2 separate regions of the Homo sapiens genome follow, and region 2 is linked to region 1. A link is a loop called in an ENCODE intact Hi-C map of the cell type or tissue named here. Cell type or tissue: HCT116. All regions are shown on one strand.

What was found. Hi-C counts contacts between places; a loop is a spot of excess contacts. Peaks named below come from ENCODE experiments on the same cell type or tissue, not always from the same donor. Only the 100,000 strongest peaks of a DNase experiment are listed, where the experiment ranks them.
Region 2: it touches region 1 in a loop (24-fold over the local background); 6 of 110 quality-filtered maps call a loop at or near these places.

Annotation. Positions count from the first base shown.
Region 1 is chr4:144,120,284-144,128,283 of GRCh38, forward strand. GYPA (glycophorin A (MNS blood group)) reads right to left here. Exons shown (of 7, transcript NM_002099.8): 2 at 207-305. All of the region lies in intron 8 of LOC105377460 (a long non-coding RNA gene), which reads left to right. Among named protein-coding and RNA genes, the nearest start is that of GYPA, 16 kb to the right of the region's middle. In HCT116, no CTCF peak of the experiment used is centred here; a DNase peak (open chromatin) is centred at 4,160.
Region 2 is chr4:143,879,146-143,887,145 of GRCh38, forward strand. GYPE (glycophorin E (MNS blood group)) reads right to left here. Exons shown (of 4, transcript NM_198682.3): 2 at 1,266-1,364. The region is part of intron 9 of LOC105377459 (a long non-coding RNA gene); the gene reads left to right. Among named protein-coding and RNA genes, the nearest start is that of GYPE, 22 kb to the right of the region's middle. In HCT116, no CTCF peak of the experiment used is centred here; no DNase peak of the experiment used is centred here.

The DNA.
Region 1 (8,000 bases):
TTTAACTCACAGTATTATTTCTGTGAGATATTTCAGAGGCAAGAATTCCTCCATAGTAGGAATTGTGTCTACTTAGTAGGCTGTGTCTACTTAGCTCGCATTTCTCAGTGTTTGTCAGTTTCTCTGCAGTGACAGGTCCCCTAAAATGGGTTACATCACAAAAATGATTTCGGAGCCACAATTTAAAAATAAAAATGAAAACAAACCATTTGTCTGTGATGAGATGTAACTCTTTGTGACTGAAGAAGAAGTTGAAGTGTGCATTGCCACCTCAGTGGTACTTAATGCTGATATGCTCACAATTTCTGTATAAAATAGAAGTTGAGAAAGGGATTAAGAACGAGGTGACTGAGCGGACCATAAAGCATATTGCAAAAGACAAATTCCCTCACATCCCTCCAGTCCCTGAGCTAAGCGCTTTGGTATATATCTTACATAATGTTTAGAGAATTGCTATGTGGTAAGTATTGTATTATTGGCCTTATTTTAAAATTAAGGGGCCAGAAGCCCCTCCAGAATTTCTGCATAGCAGAGGTTTACAGATAAAGCGTGCCTTGGTTTTCTCATCTGTACAATAATAATACTTGCCTCAAAATGTCATTGTGAGAACGAAATTAGTTTAAATATGTGTGTGTATGTGGTGTGTGTGTATGTAATGTGCATGTGTTAGTATAGTACTTGGCACATAAAGAGCATTACATATATGTTGGGTATTATTGTTATTATGCTTATAAAGGGGTAACTTGAAGTTGCATTTTGGAAACTGTCTATGCTAAGAAAGGTGGAAGCGCATAATAATTATATAGAACAAAACTTCTGTCCCATATCTCAGTGTCTCCATCTGCTAGGGACAATCTTACTTCTTCAATAAAAATGGAAACAATAATAAAACACTATTACATTGTGTGAACCCAGGAGGCAAAGCTTGCAGTGAGCCGAGATCACGCCACTGCACTCCAGCCTGGGCGACAGAGCGAGACTCTGTCTCAAAAGAAAAAAAAAACCATGCATGCAAACATGAAATCAGAATGTAGACTCACATATATCCTTTTAAAATCTCATTAAATAAATTGTGAATTATTTTTGTAATTAAACACTTTTTATTCTTAAATGCAATACATTTCAAATTTATAAGTTATTTTATAAAATTTTATAAATTAAATTCTTTAAATTGCAAAAGTAATATAGATTCAGTAAAGAAAATTTGGGAACTACAAGAAAGCACAAAGAATAATATAAAATTCATCTACAGTCAGCCTATGCAAGGTTGAACATTTGACACATTTTGATATATAGCCATCTGAACTTTTAGTTGTTATATCTAAATATGGGATCATGGTGTTTAAATATACGTGAATATGTATATAATGTTTACAAGTCTGACTTTCTACTTAATATGCCACAGATATCCCTATGCTGTCAAATATTCTTCTATGAGAAGATTTTTATGACTGCAGAGTATTCCATTGTATGAATGTTCTGTGGTTTATATTTCAATCTCCTATTCTGTGCATTCATGTGTTTTTCACTCTTCTGAGAGTTATAAATCATTATGATAAAAGTCAGTACCCTGAACTCTGTAGATGTACATTTGCTCATCTCTTGGAGATATTCAACTGAGGGGAATGGCACCCAAGTGCAATGGAGTGGAGGTGGAAGGGCTTCTTCTCAGAGGCAGCCAACTTGGCCCCTCAGCTGAATGCTCAAAGTTTCCTGGAGAACCCACAAACAACAGAAAACATCTTCTCTGACACCTCTCATTAGTCTACCCAACTGAAGACTTCTAAAACCTTCCTCTATTTATCAGCTGATAGGTAATCAGTTTACCTCCAAATCATGGAGAAGACATGATCTATTGTTCCTAAACTGTCTATTTTTTCTCTTCTCTTTTAAGTTCTTTTCTGGCCTTGCTCTTTAACTTGGCCTGCCACCTGATTCCATCATGTATGTATAAACGATTGCCATATGAATTCACTAAATAGCATGCAAAACAATTACTGAATGTTTCTAAGTTGTTCAGCACTCAGGTATAATGGCTTTTAAGATAATATAAAAACCAATGCTTTTAAACAATAACCTGGTGATAGGGATTTTGAAGTTCAACAAATATTAAGATTAAAATTACAGAAAGAAACATCTTTATGAGTCAACTAAAGTACGTAAAAATTATTTATAAAGATAACTAATGAACAAAAATAATCCATCTCTCTTAATAAATGTTAGATATGAGCTTTGGCTTATTTCTAGATAATGGAATATGGACCTTCTATTGTATTTTTGAAAAGGCATACAATCTGAGTAAAATAGGTTTAGCTATGAAAGTGTTGTGAAAATAGCTAGTAAAACAACAAGCCAAAAAAAATCAAAAGTGTTAATGGCCAGAAGCCTTAAATGGGCATGTAACAATAAACTTGAGATCAGCCTTTGGCTCAGCAACATGGGAATACAACTGGAAAATGCAGCTGGAGCTCTCATCCTTCACTCAGGTGTGCTCGTCACTTCCATTTCTAACTTTCATCCTCTCCAAGCTTCTCCCTTTAATCTTCCACTCCTTCTTTACACCTTTCAGTTCAGTGTAATCCACTTACATTTAGGGTGCACATTTCTTAGCCCTGTGGATACCAAATGGGCTCTTCTGAAACATAAAACTTGTTCCTAGGACTTCAATTTCCCATTATTTTGAATCTTCTCAGCATGAGAATAGTGCTTTATTCATAAAAGATGTTAAATGAAATGCTAATTGTTATAAATGCTTGGACAAATTCTTACGTAGAAAGAATTAGGTGAGTGGTATGGTTTGGATCTGTGGCATCATCCAAATCTCATGGGGAAATGTAATCCCCAATGTTGGAAGTGGGGACTGGTGGGTGGTAATTGAATCATGGGGCTGGTTTCTCATTGCTTAACATCATCCCCCTTGATGCTGTCTGGGAGATAGTGATTTCTCATAAGATCTGGTTGTTTAAAAGTGTGTGGCACCTCCCCACTCTCTCTTGCTCCTGCTCCAAGGCTCTCTCTCCCCACTCTCTCTCTTGCTCTTGTTCCAACCATGTAAGACGTGCCTACTTTCCCTTCGTCTTTTGCCATGATTGTTTCCTGAGGCCTCCCCAGAAGCAGAAGCACTATGCTTCTTGTATAGCCTGCAGAACCATGAGGCAATTAAACCTCTTTTATTTTATTTTATTTTATTTTATTTTATTTTATTTTATTTTATTTTATTTTATTATTATTATACTTTAAGTTTTTGGGTACCTGTGCACAATGTGCAGGTTAGTTACATATGTATACATGTGCCATGCTGGTGTGCTGCACCCATTAACTCGTCATTTAGCATTAGGTATATCTCCTAATGCTATCCCTCCCCCCTCCCCCCACCCCACAACAGTCTCCAGAGTGTGATGTTCCCCTTCCTGTGTCCATGTGTTCTCACTGTTCAATTCCCACCTATGAGTGAGAATATGCGGTGTTTGGTTTTTTGTTCTTGCGACAGTTTACTGAGAATGATGATTTCCAATTTCATCCCTGTTCCTACAAAGGACATGAACTCATCATTTTTTATGGCTGCATAGTATTCCATGGTGTATATTTGCCACATTTTCTTAATCCAGTCTATCATTGTTGGACATTTGGATTGGTTCCAAGTCTTTGATATTATGAATAGTGCCGCAATAAACATACACGTCCATGTGTCTTTATAGCAGCATGATTTATAGTCCTTTGGGTATATACCCAGTAATGGGATGGCTGGGTCAAATGGAACCTCTTTTCTTTATAAATTACCCAGTATCAGTTATTTCTTTATAGCAGTGTGAGAACAAATGGGTTTTCAGATTGCATCTGAATGTGAATATAATAATTTAAGTAATTAATAAATTTAACTTAATTATAACACATAATTAATTATAAATTAATCAATTTATAATTAATATATTTAATTAATACAATTGTTTAATAAATTAAGCAAACCACATGACAAAATAGCACATGCAGAATGAATGCAAGCATCTGGAAAAATAAGCATCATTTTAAGACCAATGAAATATTTTCAACATTTCAATAGCGAGCATACTTTTGCTAACATAAGAAAAAAAAAACAAAAAGTAAAAAATAAAAATACACAAAACGTAGTCTGTAAATGCCATCTAGTGGTTTTGACTATGAGTACAAATATACATATTCCTCCAAGTTGCCTAACTGTTCAGCACGATGTTAGGGACTACCTGCTGCAATTTTCTTTGTGAACATCTGCAAGACTCTGCATGGTCCAGTCCTGCTTGCCTCACATCTTCATTGCTTCGCCCTTCCCTTCCCTCTTGGGGCTCCAGCCATTCTGCACATCTGTTTTCTCTATGACTGCACCATACCCTTTTCCGTGTCCTAAATCTTGTGCCATCTCCTCCCTTCGTCTGAAATATTTCCCTCCCTATCTTTGCCTAACTACTGGCTTTTCAAGTCTCAGTTCAATGCCACTTCCTTTGGGAGGTCTTCGCTGGCCTCTCTAATAAGATTTAGACTAAAAGCTCTCTGAAGTCCCTGGTGCTTAACATGGTGTTGTAAAACCTTATGATTATTTAGAATCCAGATATGCATTCCTTAGGCCTTGATGTTTACTGGGGGCCTTGGGTGTTTCTTAATTTGTTCAATTATTTACAAAAGGTTTTTTTTGGGGTGGGAGGTATAGGCTGTGGGCTATGTACTAGGAAGACAATGATAAATAATACATGGCCTTTCCTTTCAGGGTAATTCCAGTGCAGTAAGAGCGACAATTATTAATCTAAGTATAATAAGTATTTTAGGATGGTGGTGGAAGTGGGGACACAAAGGAGACAGCGGTCAACTCTACTTGGAGAGGTAGAAAGACCTCATGGAGGTGTCTTTGAATTTATCTTGAAAGAAGTCTAGGATTTTACCAGGCAGGCTGTGTGGTACCAGCAATGCCTTGGAATTTGAGACATCATTGCACGTTACAAAAACTGCAGGTTATCTATGTGGCTGCAGCACAAGGTGTGAGAAGGAGAGGAATAGAGAAATGGGTGAACAGCAACTGAGAGGCTGAAGAGGTGGTGAGGCACCAAATGCTGTGGGCCATGTTCTAGAATTTGGACTTTATCTTTAAGGCAGTGGAAAGACAATGAATGGTTTGAAGCAGTTTTTTATTTAGGGAAAATCACTGTCAGTAGTATGGAGGATAACTTAGGGGAAAAAAAAACATGCCAGAGCTTTGCAGTAGAGGGTCCCATCTTGTGTTCAAGAGTGGCCAAGATAAGCAGTCCCTTTGCAAACAAGCCACTTCTGCTCACAGAAGGTCCTTATCACTTCTTAATATTCCTTTGGTGGAGAAGGCCTATAGCCTGAGGCTTTAAAGGGGGCAGAAAATTACAGCAGGTTGTCAAAAGAATATGGCAAAGAACCAATAATGGGAGCTAACATCTCTTAAAATTGGCACTTTAATTATTTTAATTTTAAATGAAGTCAGAGGAGGTGAAAAGTATTTTAAATTTATAAGCAAAGTATATGTAACTTTTTTATAAAAATGAAAACATGCTTAGGGAGAGAGAGCTTATTTAGATAAGTTTTGAGCTTTATCAAAACAATTGTAACACTCTAGCAAATAAGTAGACTTCTTTCTTCTTCAACAGCTACTCCTCACAGTAAAAGAGCACTTGGTGGAAATTTTGTTCTGAAGTGAAGGCTGAAACCCCAGAGATCAAACACTGTACTCAAGTTTACAAAGCTGGACTCAGACCCTAACACTGGCTTTAAAATTTGTCCTAAGTTAGACCATAATGCCTCTCTTTCCAGCTGGATCTACATGCCTCCACTCTGGCTTTTAACAAGGCTCTGAACTATTGTCAGAACTTGGGAATTTCTAACATTGAAGGTAACACATTGACACAATTTCCTCGATGTAAAATTGTATACACTTTATCCAAGTCCCATCTGAGCATGTTATGTCCTATTTGTACCCTTACAAAAACTGATTGGTGGCCAAATTGATTTGAGACTGAAAGTTGCCACTTATGTTCTTAGAAATACTTGCTTTAATTCACCAGAATCAGTTGCTCTGATACAACTTCTTATAGTCACCTAAGTCAACATAGTAAGAAAATAAACATATAAATGCCCTAAAGATAATTTGATAAAAATTGTTTTTTATATCATTTCCTCAACAATCTCATAGTGGTAGCTGACCTATAAAATGACCTTTTTCATAGTTCATTTTTCTTCCATTTCTGGAAAAAAGATAGCATAAGTCTTTCAGTAGGAATTAATACCCATGCATGCTTAGTGGTAAGAAGAAGGCACAGAGGCTTGTTACTGGAAGTCTATAGTTTACAAAACAGTGTCATCTTGAAGGAACAATAGCTCCCATAAAAATGAGTTTTCATATTTTCTTGTATTAATTAACTTTTAAATAATTTCGTAGTTATTCCAGAGTAGAATCACATGGGGGCAATTTAAAGAATTTCATCAATACCTTCAAATTAAATAAACCAGCATCTGGTTGAAAAAAAAAAAAATCACTTACCTGGAAGGAGAAACCAAAGAAACATCCTCAAATTCTAAAGCTTCATTCAAAATTCAAGGTAAGGAAACCAAATTTCCACAATATGATCCCTTAAAATCACCAAGAATGTTCAAAACTACATTTGATAACAACAGCTCACACAACTACTTGGCTCTCCTAGATTCCTAAGACCCTAACCAGCTAATAGACGTCTGTGGACATATTCAATTCTGCAAAGCTGCAAAATATCTGTGAGAAGCTGGTTTTTGAATAGGACTTTTTACTATAGCTATATACTATTTAGTTCAGTAAACTGGGTAGAAAGCATTGAAGCAAACTCGTAACCATTGAACAACAAACTTTAGTTTGCCAAAACTGCTTAGGGACTGGATTAAGGGAAGGCTCTCCTGTTATTTTTATCTCTTTGCCTTTGGTGCTCTCAGCTTTCTGTAGCTAAAGTAGCTTTCAAAAATCTACTTGTGTCATTCCTAGATTAAAGGTCAGTTTAAGTATTGTCCTGTTGAATTCAGAAGGTACATTTAAGCTAGAAAACCACTTGCAGCACATCTAATCCAAATTGCCGACTTTACAGATAGACATTTGGTCTCATAAAAATTAAATGACTAGCTCAGATCAGCATATCTGGTAAGCAGCAGAACTGAGACTTAATTCTGCTGACCCTCAATATTAGTCTCACCTTCCGGATCTCGCTGACTGGTTGAGATCTTGTCAGCAAGATTTCTCTAATGTTTTAGTACATTAGTCAGCAAGCATTGGGGCATATTGTACATACAAAAAAGGACAGCTAAATTCCTGAGCTCCCTGGACATCCTAAAAGCTAGAATTTTAGTAAAAACCATGTAGTCTTCATTTTGATGATTTTTCCACACTAATTTATTGTATTACTTAGATTATATCTCTTACCCCTCAGTGTCCTTATACTATAGCCACTATGAGAAATTATGTTTTGCTCTAGCAATACGGAGATGAGAGTCAGTTTCTTAATCCCTTCACATCTTCTGGCAGGAACACATCCAGTCTATACCTGCAAAATTTCACCTCTCTCTCCAAGTGAAGTATATTTACCTTGTGGTGTTATGAAAGATGTGTCCAGCATCTGGCTACCCAGGAATAGACAGACCTTGTGCCAACACTGCACATTTTCTTAGCTGCATGGGCCTCTGAGAAACATACTCTGAAGACCTTACCCCATGCCTGCTTGCAAATGAATCACTGGATGAACCCTGAAGGATGGGCAGAGTTTTAGGTGAAGATGCAGAGGAGGAGGGATAAAGAAATAGCATGGGCCTAACATATGGAGAAAGGGGAGTATAACATGCATTGATGTGGAGGCTTAGGTCACCTAGCAGGCAAGTGTTGGCAAATCTCTCAGATTGATAAGAGTTTAATGATTAAGTGGCAAATTACTGCAAAATAAAATATAAAGGTATGTTTTGTCATATTAGTGAGGCCTCAAACTCCTACTTTAAAT
Region 2 (8,000 bases), 240 kb before region 1:
ATTTGAGCTTTTGCCAATAGTCTCTCTGGATTCTATGTCAGCAGCAATTGATAGTATGGTTGCCTTACTGTTCCACCTGTGCTAACCTTCCCTCTCAGTCCACATCTTACTTATGTCTCTGTCTCCACTTGCCATTTTACATCATGAAGCTCTCTTACTACCAAAGCCACACAATTTTCTAGAGTTTAATTATTACAAATTACTTAGTATATACTACGTTGTTTGATGATTGAGGATTCAGGTATATTTTTTCATTCTTTAGGCTTTACGTACAAAGGTTAATTGGGGCTTTCCTTCTCTTTCTTGGTTACAGTTAATGGTTGTGGGTGGTATATGGGCTTTGGAGTAAAACAGATGGGTTTTCTGTCACAAAAGCTTGAGAACTGTCATGAGTTACAGCTCGTGTAAACAGAGTTCAATCACAACAATGACTCCAGAGCAACTATTTAAAACTAAGAACATATCATTTTCCTCTTCTGGAGGGTAAACAGTTGTAACAGAATTTTCTGAAACTTCATTAACACTATGAGCTGGATATGTGTCCCGTTTGTGCTTATCTGCATATAAGAGAAGTTGAGAAAGGGAACAAGAATGAGGTGACTGCGTGGACATAAAGTGTATCATGAAAGACAAATCTCCCACATCCCTCCCAGCAGCAGCTCCAGAATTTCTTCTTCTCCCCTGAAAACTAACAAGAGAGACTGCCACCAGATTACTCTTATCTCAGCACCCAGCTTTGCTTATTGTTTATCAGTCACTGAGAATGTGTGAGGCTCTGAGCTAATAACTTTTAGACACTTCTTCTTATTTAGCCTTTAGAGAAATGCTGTGAGATAAGTACTGTGTTATTGGCCCCATTTTAAAATTAATGGGATAGAAACCCTGCAGGGCAACTCACCCTGGGTCAGCAGCTGGCATAGAGCTGAGCCCGGGTCTGAGCTGAACTCATTTTGCCCACAGACCCTCCGCACCACCGCACTATTAGGTCCCCTTTATCTGGCCCACTATTTCATGGTCACGTGCATCATTTCTGTGCTTTGCCACATTGTTTTAATTTCTTTAACTCACAGTATTATTTCTGTGAGATATTTCAGAGGCAAGAATTCCTCTGTAGTAGGAATTGTGTCTACTTAGTAGGCTGTGTCTACTTAGCTCGCATTTCTCAGTGTTTGTCAGTTTCTCTGCAGTGACAGGTCCCCTAAAATAGGGTTGCATCACAAAAACGATTTCGGAGCCACAATTTAAAAATAAAAATGAAAACAAACCATTTGTCTGTGATGAGATGTAACTCTTTGTGACTGAAGAAGAGGTTGAAGTGTGCATTGCCACACCAGTGGTACTTGATGCTGATATGCTCACAATTCCTGTATAAAATAGAAGTTGAGAAAGGGATTAAGAACGAGGTGACTGAGCGGACCATAAAGCATATCACAAAAGACAAATTCCCTCACATCCCTCCAGTCCCTGAGCTAAGCGCTTTGGTATATATCTTACATAATCTTTAGAGAATTGCTGTGTGGTAAGTATTGTATTATTGGCCTTATTTTAAAATTAAGGGGCCAGAAGCCCCTCCAGAATTTCTGCATGGCAGAGGTTTACAGATAAAGTGTGCCTTGGTTTTCTCATCTGTACAATAATAATACTTGCCTCAAAATGTCATTGTGAGAATGAAATTAGTTTAAATATGTGTATGTGGTGTGTGTGTATGTGATGTGCATGTGTTAGTATAGTACTTGGCACATAAAGAGCATTACATGTATGTTGGGTATTATTGTTATTATGCTTATAAAGGGGTAACTTGAAGTTGCATTTTGGAAACTGTCTATGCTAAGAAAGGTGGAAGCGCATAATAATTATATAGAACAAAACTTCTGTCCCATATCTCAGTGTCTCCATCTGCTAGGGACAATCTTACTTCTTCAATAAAAATGGAAACAATAATAAAACACTATTACATTGCATGAACCCAGGAGGCAGAGCTTGCAGTGAGCTGAGATCACACCACTGCACACTCCAGCCTGGGTGACAGAACGAGACTCCGTCTCAAAAAAAAAAAAAACCACGCACGCAAACATGAAATCAGAATGTAGACTCATATATATCCTTTTAAAATCTCATTAAATAAATTGTGAATTATTTCTGTAATTAAACACTTTTTATTCTTAAATGCAATACATTTCAAATTTATAAGTTATTTTATAAAATTTTATAAATTAAATTCTTTAAATTGCAAAAGTAATATAGATTCAATAAAGAAAATTTGGGAACTACAAGAAAGCACAAAGAATAATATAAAATTCATCTACAGTCAGCCTATGCAAGGTTGAACATTTGACACATTTTGATATATAGCCATCTGAACTTTTAGTTGTTATATCTAAATATGGGATCATGGTGTTTAAATATATATGAATATGTATATAATGTTTACAAGTCTGACTTTCTACTTAATATGCCACAGATATCCCTATGCTGTCAAATATTCTTCTATGAGAAGATTTTTATGACTGCAAAGTATTCCATTATATGAATGTTCTGTGGTTTATTTTTCAATCTTCTATTCTGTGCATTCATGTGTTTTTCACTCTTCTGAGAGTTATAAATCATTATGATAAACGTCAGTACCCTGAACTCTGTAGATGTACCTTTGCTCATCTCTTTGAGATATTCAAATGAGGGGAATGGCACCCAAGTGCAATGGAGTGGAGGTGGAAGGGCTTCTCCTCAGAGGCAGCCAACTTGGCCCCTCAGCTGAATGCTCAAAGTTTCCTGGAGAGCACACAAACAACAGAAAACATCTTCTCTGACACCTCTCATTAGTCTACTCAAGGAAAGAGTTCTAAAACCTTTCTCTATTTATCAGCTGATAGGTAATCAGTTTACCTCCAAATCATGGAGAAGACATGATCTATTGTTCCTAAACTGTCTATGTTTTCTCTTCTCTTTTAAGTTCTTTTCTGGCCTTGCTCTTTAACTTGGCCTGCCACCTGATTCCATCATGTGTGTATAAACGATTGCCATATGAATTCACTAAATAGCATGCAAAACAATTACTGAATGTTTCTAAGTTGTTCAGCATTCAGGTATAATGGCTTTTAAGATAATATAAAAACCAATGCTTTTAAACAATAACCTTGTGATAGGGATTTTGAAGTTCAACAAATATTAAAATTACAGAAAGAAACATCTTTATGAGTCAATTAAAGTATGTAAAAATTATTTACAAAGATAACTAATGAACAAAAATAATCCATCTCTCTTAATAAATGTTAGATATGAGCTTCGGCTTATTTGTAGATAATGGAATATGGACCATCTATTGTATTTTTGAAAAGGCATACAACCTGAGTAAAATAGGTTTAGCTATGAAAGTGTTATGAAAATAGCTAATAAAATAACAAGCCAAAAAAAATCAAAAGTGTTAATGGCCAGAAGCCTTAAATGGGCATGTAACAATAAACTTGAGATCAGCCTTTGGCTCAGCTACATGGGAATACAACTGGAAAAGGCAGCTGGAGCTCTCATCCTTCACTCAGGTGTGCTTGTCACTTCCATTTCTAACTTTCATCCTCTCCATGCTTCTCCTTTTAATCCTCCACTCCTTCTTTACACCTTTCAGTTCAGTGTAATCCACTTACATTTAGGGTGCACATTTCTTATCCCTGTGGATACAAAATGGGCTCTTCTGAAACATAAAACTTGTTCCTAAGACTTCCATATCCCATTATTTTGAATTTTCTCAGCATGAGAATAGTGCTTTATTCATAAAAGATGTTAAATGAAATGTTAATTGTTATAAATGCTTGGACAAATTCTTATGGAGAAAGAATTAGGTGAGTGGTATGGTTTGGATCTGTGTCATCATCCAAATCTCATGTGGAAATGTAATCCCCAATGTTGGAGGTGGAGCCTGGTGGGAGGTAATTGAATCATGGGGCTGGTTTCTCATGGCTTAACATCATCCCCCTTGATGCTGTCGTGGACATAGTAATTTCTCATAAGATCTGGTTGTTTAAAAGTGTGTGGCACCTCCCCACTCTCTCTTGCTCCTGCTCCAAGGCTCTCTCTCCCGACTCTCTCTCTTGCTCTTGTTCCAGGCATGTAAGACGTGCCTACTTTCCCTTCGTCTTTTGCCATGATTGTTTCCTGAGGCCTCCCCAGAAGCAGAAGCACTATGCTTCTTGTATAGCCTGCAGAACCATGAGGCAATTAAACCTCTTTTCTTTATAAATTACCCAGTCTCAGTTATTTCTATATAGCAGTGTGAGAAGAAATGGGTTTTCAGATTGCATCTGAATGGGAACATAATAATTTAAATAATAAATTTAATTTATAATTAATAATAACATGTAATTAATTATAAATTAATTTATAATTAATAATAACATGTAATTAATTATAAATTAATTTATAATTATTAATAACATGTAATTAATTATGAATTAATAATTAATAATAACATGTAATTAATTATAAATTTATAATTAATAATAACATGTAATTAATTATAAATTAATTTATAATTAATAAATTTAATTAATAAAATTGTTTAATAAATTAAACCAAATGACAAAATAGCACATGCAGAATGAATGCAAGCATCTGGAAAAATAAGCATCATTTTAAGACCAATGAAATATTTTCAACATTTCAATAGCAAGCATACTTTTGCTAACATAAGAAAAAAAAACAAAAAGTAAAAAATAAAAATACACAAAACATAGTCTGTAAATGCCATCTAGTAGTTTTGACTGAGTACAAATATACATATTCCTCCAAGTTTCCTAACTGTTCAGCAGGATGTTAGGGACTACCTGAGTCAGAATTCCAGGGGTTCAGGTAGAGAGGTGTTTTCAGTCTATGGGAGGGTGCTGCAATTTTCTTTGTGAACACCTGCAAGACTCTGCATGGTCCAGTCCTGCTTGCCTCACATCTTCATTGCTTCGCCCTTCCCTTCCCTCTTGGGGCTCCAGCCATTCTGCACATCTGTTTTCTCTATGACTGCACCATACCCTTTTCCGTGTCCTAAATCTTGTGCCATCTCCTCCCTTTGTCTGAAATATTTCCCTCCCTATCTTTGCCTAACTACTGGCTTTTCAAGTCTCAGTTCAATGCCACTTCCTTTGGAGGTCTTTGCTGGCCTCTCTAATAAGATTTAGACTAAAAGCTCTCTGAAGTCCCTGGTGCTTAACATGGTGTTGTAAAACCTTATGATTATTTAGAATCCAGATATGCATTCCTTAGGCCTTGATGTTTACTGGGGGCCTTGGGTGTTTCTTAATTTGTTCAATTATTTACAAAAGGTTTTTTTTGGGGTGGGAGGTATAGGCTGTGGGCTATGTACTAGGAAGACAATGATAAATAATACATGGCCTTTCCTTTCAGGGTAATTCCAGTGCAGTAAGAGCGACAATTATTAATCTAAGTATAATAAGTATTTTAGGATGGTGGTGGAAGTGGGGACACAAAGGAGACAGCGGTCAACTCTACTTGGAGAGGTAGAAAGACCTCATGGAGGTGTCTTTGAATTTATCTTGAAAGAAGTCTAGGATTTTACCAGGCAGGCTGTGTGGTACCAGCAATGCCTTGGAATTTGAGACATCATTGCACGTTACAAAAACTGCAAGTTATCTATGTGGCTGCAGCACAAGGTGTGAGAAGGAGAGGAATACAGAAATGGGTGAACAGCAAATGAGAGGTTGAAGAGGTGGTGAGGCACCAAATGCTGTGGGCCATGTTCTAGAATTTGGACTTTATCTTTAAGGCAGTGGAAAGAGAATGAATGGTTTGAAGCAGTTTTTTATTTAGGGAAAATCACTGTCAGTAGTATGGAGGATAACTTAGGGGAAAAAAAAACATGCCAGAGCTTTGCAGTAGAGGGTCCCATCTTGTGTTCAAGAGTGGCCAAGATAAGCAGTCCCTTTGCAAACAAGCCACTTCTGCTCACAGAAGGTCCTTATCACTTCTTAACATTCCTTTGGTGGAGAAGCCCTATAGCCTGAGGCTTTAAAGGGGGCAGAAAATTACAGCAGATTGTCAAAAGAATATGGCAAAGAACCAATAATGGGAGCTAACATCTCTTAAAATTGGCACTTTAATTATTTTAATTTTAAATGAAGTCAGAGGAGGTGAAAAGTATTTTAAATTTTTAAGCAAAGTATATGTAACTGTTTTATAAAAATGAAAACATGCTTAGGGAGAGAGAGCTTATTTAGATAAGTTTTGAGCTTTATCAAAACAATTTTAACACTCTAGCAAATAGGTAGACTTCTTTCTTCTTCAACAGTTTCTTTCTTCTTCAACAGCTACTGCTCACAGTAAAAGAGCACTTGGTGGAAATTTTGTTCTGAAGTGAAGGCTGAAACCCCAGAGATCAAACACTGTACTCAAGTATACAAAGCTGGACTCAGACCCTAACACTGGCTTTAAAATTTGTCCTAACTTAGACCATAATGCCTCTCTTTCCAGCTGGATCTACATGCCTCCACTCTGGCTTTTAACAAGGCTCTGAACTATTGTCAGAACTTGGGAATTTCTAACATTGAAGGTAACACATTGACACAATTTCCTCGATGTAAAATTGTATACACTTTATCCAAGTCCCATCTGAGCATGTTATGTCCTATTTGTACCCTTACAAAAACTGATTGGTGGCCAAATTGATTTGAGACTGAAAGTTGCCACTTATGTTCTTAGAAATACTTGCTTTAATTCACCAGAATCAGTTGCTCTGATACAACTTCTTATAGTCACCTAAGTCAACATAGTAAGAAAATAAACATATAAATTCCCTAAAGATAATTTGATAAAAATTGTTTTTTATATCATTTCCTCAACAATCTCATAATGGTAGCTGACCTATAAAATGACCTTTTTCATAGTTCATTTTTCTTCCATTTCTGGAAAAAAGATAGCATAAGTCTTTCAGTAGGAATTAATACCCATGCATGCTTAGTGGTAAGAAGAAGGCACAGAGGCTTGTTACTGGAAGTCTATAGTTTACAAAACAGTGTCATCTTGAAGGAACAATAGCTCCCATAAAAATGAGTTTTCATATTTTCTTGTATTAATTAACTTTTAAATAATTTCGTAGTTATTCCAGAGTAGAATCACATGGGGGCAATTTAAAGAATTTCATCAATACCTTCAAATTAAATAAACCAGCATCTGGTTGAAAAAAAAAAATCACTTACCTGGAAGGAGAAACCAAAGAAACATCCTCAAATTCTAAAGCTTCATTCAAAATTCAAGGTAAGGAAACCAAATTTCCACAATATGATCCCTTAAAATCACCAAGAATGTTCAAAACTACATTTGATAACAACAGCTCACACAACTACTTGGCTCTCCTAGATTCCTAAGACCCTAACCAGCTAATAGACGTCTGTGGACATATTCAATTCTGCAAAGCTGCAAAATATCTGTGAGAAGATGGTTTTTGAATAGGACTTTTTACTATAGCTATATACTATTTAGTTCAGTAAACTGGGTAGAAAGCATTGAAGCAAACTCGTAACCATTGAACAACAAACTTTAGTTTGCCAAAACTGCTTAGGGACTGGATTAAGGGAAGGCTCTCCTGTTATTTTTATCTCTTTGCCTTTGGTGCTCTCAGCTTTCTGTAGCTAAAGTAGCTTTCAAAAATCTACTTGTGTCATTCCTAGATTAAAGGTCAGTTTAAGTATTGTCCTGTTGAATTCAGAAGGTACATTTAAGCTAGAAAACCACTTGCAGCACATCTAATCCAAATTGCCGACTTTACAGATAGACATTTGGTCTCATAAAAATTAAATGACTAGCTCAGATCAGCATATCTGGTAAGCAGCAGAACTGAGACTTAATTCTGCTGGCCCTCAATATTAGTCTCACCTTCCGGATCTCGCTGACTGGTTGAGATCTTGTCAGCAAGATTTCTCTAATGTTTTAGTACATTAGTCAGCAAGCATTGGGGCATATTGTACATACAAAAAAGGACAGCTAAATTCCTGAGCTCCCTGGAC